2 separate regions of the Homo sapiens genome follow, and region 1 is linked to region 2. Evidence: chromatin loops called from intact Hi-C (ENCODE). Cell type or tissue: PC-3. All regions are shown on one strand. Each heading gives the region's core, and the rest is flanking DNA. Links, peaks and the distances in the headings are about the cores only.

The links. Hi-C counts contacts between places; a loop is a spot of excess contacts. Peaks named below come from ENCODE experiments on the same cell type or tissue, not always from the same donor. Only the 100,000 strongest peaks of a DNase experiment are listed, where the experiment ranks them.
Region 1: a loop joins it to region 2, with 13 times the contacts of the local background. A loop is called at or near these places in 7 of 110 quality-filtered maps.

What each region holds. Positions count from the first base shown.
Region 1 is chr15:61,870,212-61,874,612 of GRCh38, reverse strand. VPS13C (vacuolar protein sorting 13 homolog C) reads left to right here. Exons shown (of 85, transcript NM_020821.3): 78 at 1,204-1,367; 79 at 2,579-2,624. All of the region lies in intron 2 of LOC124903501 (a long non-coding RNA gene), which reads right to left. Among named protein-coding and RNA genes, the nearest start is that of LINC02349, 140 kb to the right of the region's middle. In PC-3, for the core only: a CTCF peak has its summit at 2,508 (motif pointing left); no DNase peak of the experiment used is centred there.
Region 2 is chr15:62,140,599-62,144,999 of GRCh38, reverse strand. No RefSeq gene overlaps it. Among named protein-coding and RNA genes, the nearest start is that of C2CD4B, 22 kb to the left of the region's middle. In PC-3, for the core only: a CTCF peak has its summit at 2,082 (motif pointing right); no DNase peak of the experiment used is centred there; H3K27ac peaks cover 558 bases.

The DNA.
Region 1 (4,401 bases), core at 128-4,127, 270 kb after region 2:
AAAGTTAATTTCTGCATTTTTTGTATGAGACAGAATTTTAAGCACCTATTAGTTTAAAGCAATTGCATGCTATATATTGTGATAATGCTGTTTATATAAACAATGTAACTTCTCTGAGCCTTAAAAAATTATTTTATTTTTAATTGACACATGATTGTATATATTTATGGGGTATAGAGTGATATTTTGATAAATGTATACAATATGTAGTGATCAAATCTGGTAATTAGCATATTTATCACCTCGAACATTTATCATTTCTTTGTGTTGGGAACATTCAAGACCCTCTCTTCTAGCTATTTGAAGACATACAATAAGTTGTTGTTAACTATAGTCACCCTACAGTGCTATAGCATGCTAGAACTTATTCTCCTATCTGGTTGTGATGTTGTATCCATTAACCAATCTCTCCCTATCCTCTCCTCCCCCTACCCATCTCAGCCTTTAATAACCACAGTTCTACTCTCTAATTCTATGAGTTCAACTTCTTTAGCTGTCAGATGTGAATGAGAACATGCAGTATTTGTTTTTCTGTGCCAGACTTATTTCACTTAACATAATGTCCTCCAGGCTCATCCAAGTTGCTGTGAATGACCGGTTTTCATTTTTTTTAATGCCTGAGTAGTATTCTGTTTGTGTGTGTGTGTGTGTGTATCACATTTTCTTTATCCATTCATCCGTTGATAGACACTTAGATTGATTGCATATGTTAGCTATTGTCACTAGTGCTGCAGTAAACATGGGAGTGCAGACATCTCTTGATATACTCATTTCTTTTCTTTTGGGTATATACCCAGTAGTTGGATTGCTGGATCATACGGTAGTTCTAGTTTCAGTTTTTTGAGGAGCCTCCATACTGTTTTCCATAATAGCTGTATTAAGTTATATTTCCACTCTCAGTGTGTAAGCATTCCCTTTTCTCCACTTCTTTGACAGCGTTTGTGATTTTTTTTGTCTTTTTTATAATAACTATTCTAACTGGGGTGAGATAATATCTCACTGTGGTTTTGATTTGCACTTTCCTGATGATTATTGATCTTGAACATTTTTTCATATACTTGTTGGCCATTTGTATGTCTCCTTTTCAGAAATATTTATTCAGATCGTTTGCCTATTTTAAAATCAGATTATTTGTTTTCTTGCTGTTGAGTTCCTTGTATAGTTCCTTGTATATTCTAGAAATTAATCCCTTGTCTTTGATAGGTGGTGCAGCAGGAGTTGTATCTCGAATCACCGGTTCTGTTGGGAAAGGTTTGGCAGCAATTACAATGGACAAGGAATATCAGCAAAAAAGAAGAGAAGAGTTGAGTCGACAGCCCAGAGATTTTGGAGACAGCCTGGCCAGAGGAGGAAAGGGCTTTCTGCGAGTAAGTTCTTTGCTGAATCTTTAAGAAATCTGCAACTTAAAAAAAAGTGTATTCTAGCTGGTTGTGTGAAACTTAGAATGCTGCTTATGAGTCTAGGCCTGTAGGAATAGAAAGAATGATAAATGATGGACTTCCCAGTTTCCTTTTTGCTCCCCTTCCCCATTGTCACCACCAGATCTATCCCCTGAATTGTCAGATTTCATAAAACTGTAATGATGACAGGGTAGTACTGGTGTAGAAGGCGAGGAAGTGAGAAGCAGAGATACATGGTACCTATGGAAACTAGAGGGAGAAGGAGCTCTGCAGGTCATCAGCAATTGACTGTTTCTGTGGAAGGGATGTGTGAAAATTAATTGTTGATAATCCAGGAACTGCCTTTCATTACTTTTTAATACTTTTAAAATTATATAGGTAATATATGAATACTGCTTAATTATATAGGTGATGTATGAATATTCTTATAATTATAAGAACTTAAAAGTTATTGTTAATAAGTAAATAAAACATTATAAGTAAGGCTAGAATACCCTAATCATCTCATCTGTTTCCAATTTAAGTGTGTATCCATCAGTTCTCTTTCTGTGTGTTCATAGAATATACAGGTATTTTACTACCATTACTTCATAATGATTAAAAATGTATTAGTATATTCATGTTTTAATTTTGGAAATAATTTCAGGAAACTGCTGTGTTTTTTGATAGTAATTTGTAATGTTGGGTGTTACAGTTACTAAGGCACTTTATTTGCCAGGTTATTACCTGTCCCTGGGAGGGCCCTTTATTTTCAGTTTTCTACACTTCCACTAAGTTACAATGTAATCCCCTTAAAATTTATAATTAGATAGTAAATATTATTTGGCTCAACTCACTCATTTTGCTGATGTGGAAACTGAGACTTAAAGAGATTTCAGCTACCCATGGTTACGTAGCTGATTGGTGTCATAGCCAGATTTAAAATCCTTTTACCTGCTTTACTCCTGTTTCTTTTATAAAATTTATAAAATGCTTTCATTTAAGATTTGCTGTGATATGATATTTGAAAAATCATAGTGCTAACTTATATGTGTATGTTGTTCACATTATCAAGTTAAGTCTTCAATTTTTGTTGTTGTTGTTGTTATTTCCAGTATGTCTGTAGAGACCTCTAGTGGTTGGTTTAAAATTAAACACCTTCCATTCAGTCTAAACTATATGATTGATTTCTCTTTCAGGGAGTTGTTGGTGGAGTGACTGGAATAATAACAAAACCTGTGGAAGGTATGTTGAAAATATTTCCTTCCTTTACAAAGTCTGAAGACTTGATGCTATTAGTAAACATAGTAGATGTTATTGCTGCTATATACTTGATTGAGAAAATTACTGACTGAATTTTATATTCGTAGCCTTAAGTTGCTCAATGAATGTATTTTCCTTAGAAAGCAGAGAGGTTAAGTAGTAGATCATGCTTCAGACTTTGAATGCTATTTTTAGCAGGGCCAGAGATAAACTAGATTTGTTTGGGTCCTCAGTAGCAATTTACTCAGTTTTGCTGTTGTTGTTTTTATCCCATTAAAAAAGCACATTGCTTATTCAGTGCAACCCTTATCAAAATCCCAGTTGGTTTCTTTGCAGAAATTGACAAGCCAAGTCCAAAATTTATATGGCCATTCCAGGGATCCCAGATAGCCAAAAAAAAAGTCTTGAAAAAGAACAAAGTTGGAGGACTTCTACTTCCCAAATTGAAAACTTACTGTAAAGCTACAGTAACTAAGACAGTGTAGTACTAACATAAGGATAGACATATAGAACAGTGGGATACTATTCAGAAATAGAGTTCAGAAGGAGTCAGAAATAGACTCTTACTTATGGTTAACTGATCTTCGACAAGGATGTCAAGATAATTCAATAGGAAAGAACCGTCCTCAAGAAATTTGCTGGGACAACTTCATATCTATGAGCAAAAGAACAAAATTGGACCCCTACCTGTACCATATATAAAAATGAGTTCACAATGGATTAAATACCTAAATGTAAGAGCAAAACCATTAAACTCAGAGGAAAATATAGGAGTCAATCTTCATGACTTTGGATTAGGCAAAACTTTGCTAGAAAAGATACATAAATTGGACTTCATCAAATACATAAATTGAACTTCATCAAAATTTAAAATTTTTGTGCTTCAAAGGACAACCATGAAGACAGGGAAAAGACAGCCCACAGAATGGAAGAAAATTTTTGCAAATCATATATGTGATAAAAGACATATCTAGAAAATATAGAGAACTATTAAAAATCAACAATAAAAAGACAACACAATTTTAAATGAGCAAAAGATATGAATAGACATTTCTCCAAAGAAGATATACATATGGCCAATAAACACATAAAAGGATGGTAAACATCATTAGTCGACAGGGAAATGCGAGTCAAAACTATGAGATACCGTTTCACACCTACTGGGATGGCTAGAATCAAGTGTTAAGAGGATGTGGAGAAATTGGAACCCTCATACACTACTAGTGGGACTGTAAAATAATGCAGTCATTTTGGAAGAAAATAGTCTGTCAGTGCTTCAAAAAGTTAAACACAGAGTCACCATGTGTCCCAGCAATTCTACTCCTAGGTTTATACCCAGAAGATTTGAAAACAGGTGTTCAAACAAAAACTGTGCACAAATGTTCATAGCACCATTATTCAAAATAACCAAAAGATGGAAACAACCCAAATGTCCATCACCTGATACATGAATAAACAAAAGGTGATATTTTCATACATTAGAGTAGTACTCAGTCATAAAAAGGAATCATGTACTGGTACTTGTTACAAAATGGATGAACCTTGAAAACATGATGCTAAGTAGAAAAAAAAGTCACAGTACACCACATATTACATAATTCCATTTGTCTGAAATGTCCAGAATAGGCAAATCCATAGGGATAGAAAGTATCTGTAGGTGGTTACCTAGTCTGGAGGTGGGGAGGGGCAGGGAGGAATGGAGGTACACTGAGTAAGATTTGGTGGGGAGAGGCTGGGGGAAATAGGGAATGATTGCTAA
Region 2 (4,401 bases), core at 171-4,170:
TACATGTGCCATGCTGATGCGCTGCACCCACTAACTCGTCATCTAGCATTAGGTGTATCTCCCAGTGCTATCCCTCCCCCCTCCCCCCACCCCACAACAGTCCCCAGAGTGTGATATTCCCCTTCCTGTGTCCATGTGATCTCATTGTTCAATTCCCACCTATGAGTGAGAATATGCGGTGTCTGGTTTTTTGTTCTTGCGATAGTTTACTGAGAATGATGATTTCCAATTTCACCCATGTCCCTACAAAGGACATGAACTCATCATTTTTTATGGCTGCATAGTATTCCATGGTGTATATGTGCCACATTTTCTTAATCCAGTCTATCATTGTTGGACATTTGGGTTGGTTCCAAGTCTTTGCTATTGTGAATAATGCCGCGATAAACATACGTGTGCATGTGTCTTTATAGCAGCATGATTTATAGTCCTTTGGGTATATACCCAGTAATGGGATGGCTGGGTCAAATGGTATTTCCAGTTCTAGATCCCTGAGGAATCGCCACACTGACTTCCACAATGGTTGAACTAGTTTACAGTCCCACCAACAGTGTAAAAGTGTTCCTATTTCTCCACATCCTCTCCAGCACCTGTTGTTTCCTGACTTTTTAATGATCGCCATTCTAACTGGTGTGAGATGGTATCTCATTGTGGTTTTGATTTGCATTTCTCTGATGGCCAGTGATGATGAGCATTTTTTCATGTGTTTTTTGGCTGCGTAAATGTCTTCTTTTGAGAAGTGTCTGTTCATGTCCTTCGCCCACTGTTTGATGGGGTTGTTTTTTTCTTGTAAATTTGTTTGAGTTCATTGTAGATTCTGGATATTAGCCCTTTGTCAGATGAGTAGGTTGCGAAAATTTTCTCCCATTTGTAGGTTGCCTGTTCACTCTGATGGTAGTTTCTTTTGCTGTGCAGAAGCTCTTTAGTTTAATTAGATCCCATTTGTCAATTTTGTCTTTTGTTGCCATTGCTTTTGGTGTTTTAGACATGAAGTCCTTGCCCATGCCTATGTCCTGAATGGTAATGCCTAGGTTTTCTTCTAGGGTTTTTATGGTTTTAGGTCTAACGTTTAAGTCTTTAATCCATCTTGAATTGATTTTTGTATAAGGTGTAAGGAAGGGATCCAGTTTCAGCTTTCTACATATGGCTAGCCAGTTTTCCCAGCACCATTTATTAGATAGGGAAACCTTTCCCCATTGCTTGTTTTTCTCAGCTTTGTCAAAGATCAGATAGTTGTAGATATGCGGCGTTATTTCTGAGGGCTCTGTTCTGTTCCATTGATCTATATCTCTGTTTTGGTACCAGTACCATGCTGTTTTGGTTACTGTAGCCTTGTAGTATAGTTTGAAGTCAGGTAGCGTGAGAGCCAAATCATGAGTGAACTCCCATTCACAATTGCTTCAAAGAGAATAAAATACCTAGGAATCCAACTTACAAGGGATGTGAAGGACCTCTTCAAGGAGAACTACAAACCACTGCTCAAGGAAATAAAAGAGGATACAAACAAATGGAAGAACATTCCATGCTCATGGGTAGGAAGAATCAATATCGTGAAAATGGCCGTACTGCCCAAAATAATTTATAGATTCAATGCCATCTTCATCAAGCTACCAATGACTTTCTTCACAGAATTGGTAAAAACTACTTTAAAGTTCATATGGAACCAAAAAAGAGCCTGCATCGCCACGTCAATCCTAAGCCAAAAGAACTACATTTCTTAACCAACTGTGTTTCTGCTTACCCAGAAAAACAAGATTGCTGTTGCTATTGGTTTTTGCTAAATTCCCTTGATAATCCTATCACAATTCCACTTCTTTTAGTGTTTTGTAAATATAATAGTATCTTCATGGGATATTTTGAACTACAAATGTTTAAAAGAATTCTGATGACATAGTTGCACAGCCATATTAACAGGGTGGCCTTGTTTCCAAGTGGGGTTTTCTGACTGAATAGGGGTTTCAGGGCTTCCTTATAAACCGTCAAAATGCTAAAAACAGTGAAAGGAGATGTCTACTAATTAAAATAAGAATAGTTCCTAAAGAACTAGGTTCACCTGAATGACAAAAGTTTTTAAAGGTGACACCAGGGGGAGATCTAATAAAAGCAACAGGAGTTCTAGTACAATTTTAAAGAATTAAGATAGCAATAGTGGATATGGTATCTAGTAGAAAAGCTTCGGAATTGGAATTGGAAGTTTCAGGGTCTGCAGATTAAACAATATGCCTATATTTGTACCATTTTATCAGAAAAACGTACTGAAATTATTTTAGTATGAAGACTGTGCTAACTTTTTAGACAGTTAGAGACCCAAAAGGAGAAGCCACAATCCTACCACCTGTTCACAACTGTTAAAATCTTTTCACATTTTCTGCCACCTTTGTCTATGTGGGAGACCAGAATAGGCTGCCCCCAAATATGAAGGATTGTTGAGCTGAGGACAATTAAGAAGCAGATGCAGGAAAGCTCTCTTCTCTCTATTTGCCTAAGAGCAGGACATAGATTTCCAAAGAATGTGTCCTGTCCCATCTTCTGCCAAGGAGAATGAAGGTTAACCACTGCAGACAGCTTTAGATGCATCTCGCTTCTCTGCCTGGAGATGGTACCAGAGGAAGCTACAAGAACAAGGTTTGCTAAGTACCCTTTAGTGTGTTAAATTAAGTTTAGCCCAATGCTGCCTCTTTATGTATTTTAAGTTCAGCCTACAGGCTGAACTCCAAACTTAGTGAACTGTAACCTAACTGGGTGTGTGAACCTAACTGGATGTAATCTACTCAGGCCAATCACTGAGTTTCAGCCAATGAAAGGCAGCCAACTGTTCAAACCATATTAAAAAAAAAAAAAAAAAAAAAAGCAAACACCAAGCAGTAACCAATTCAGCTGTTTCTGTACCTCATTTCTGTTTTCTGTACATCACTTTCCTTTTTCTGTCTATAAATCTTTTTCTACCATGAGGCAGGCCAGAGTCTCTCTGAACCTGTTTTGGTTTGAGGGCTGGCCAATTCACGAATCATTCTTTGCTCAATTAAACTCTGTTAAATTTAATTTGTCTAAGTTTTTCTTTTAACATCTGCCAGCTATTTGCCTTCCTCCAAGTTGCTGCCCGTAGAGACTCAAAGTCCTTTTCCTTGGTCTTATCTTATCACTTCTCTAAAATTTTATTGTTCTTTGTTGAAGATGCTACGTAAGCTGAATTTGAAGGCCACTCTTTCAGAACTACTCATTTCCTGGGCGTCTCCTATGTATTTATGAAACATACATGCTCATAAACTTTGGTTTATTTTTCTCTTGTTAATCTGTCTTTTGTAACAAGGGTCCTTTTCAACTAAGAACCTCTGGGGGTAATTATTTTGCCCTTGTATATATTTAGTTACTTTTCAAAGTTACAACTGTATACTTCGTACAATGTTATGCATTTTCATATTGTTACAGTCTATATAGTAAATGGGGGAGTTTTTCATTCACTTTTTTTTTTTTTTTTTAAGAGAGGGTCTTTCTCTGACCCGCAGGCTAGAGTGCAGTGGTGTGATCATAGCTCACTGCAGCCTTGCACACCTGGCCTCAAGCAATCTTCCTGCCACAGCTTCCCAAAGCACTGGGGTTACAGGTGTGAGCCACTCTGCCTGGCCATGATCATGGCTTTTAATGCACATATGTGGCTTTCTTGCTTTCTTCACTGGCATCTTCCTCTTGTCCCACAACATATTATTCAGAATTTTTCTTTGTTAAAAAAAAAAAAGTCTTTTTTAGTTCTTTATTTTAAATAGAAAGGTTTGATCTATATTGCCAAGTGAAAAAAAGCAAGGCTCAGAGGGGAAAAAATGTATGTGGAATGATACTTGCCCCTTAGAAGTCAGGTATCTTCTTTGATTAGAGCAAGTATTGATTTTTGAGACTCCTCTAGTTAGGAAAGGTTGTCATTCTACCAACAGCAAAGCTTTTGTGATCTTTTTAGCAATTCTTTGGCAGCTTTCTCTTTTCCCCGGGAACTCTTGTCTTCTCCATATTTCTTAATCTAATAAAAAATTATTTTCATGTTCTGCCCTAGGAGTCAGCTCTGTGAAGTCATAGCTGACTTTCTAGTTCAATATCTAATAGCTACCCATGTAAAGGACTCAAGGAAGGATTGATACACACCTTAGACCTGAAGCTAGAACTCATCCTTAGTACTATACTTCTATATACTAAATCACTTCCATACTGCAGTTATTGGTCTGCCTGAGTTACTTTAGCCCTCTGAATTAATCTCAACTATCTGAGGCAAGATAATATTGTGCATTTTTATTTCTGCATCGTGTTAGCAGACCAATATTTCTTAAGCAAAAAAGCAGACATGATTAAAGTATTTTGACTAGGTCCCTCCACCTTTCAGATAAAGGACTGTCAGAACTTGACAGAATCAAC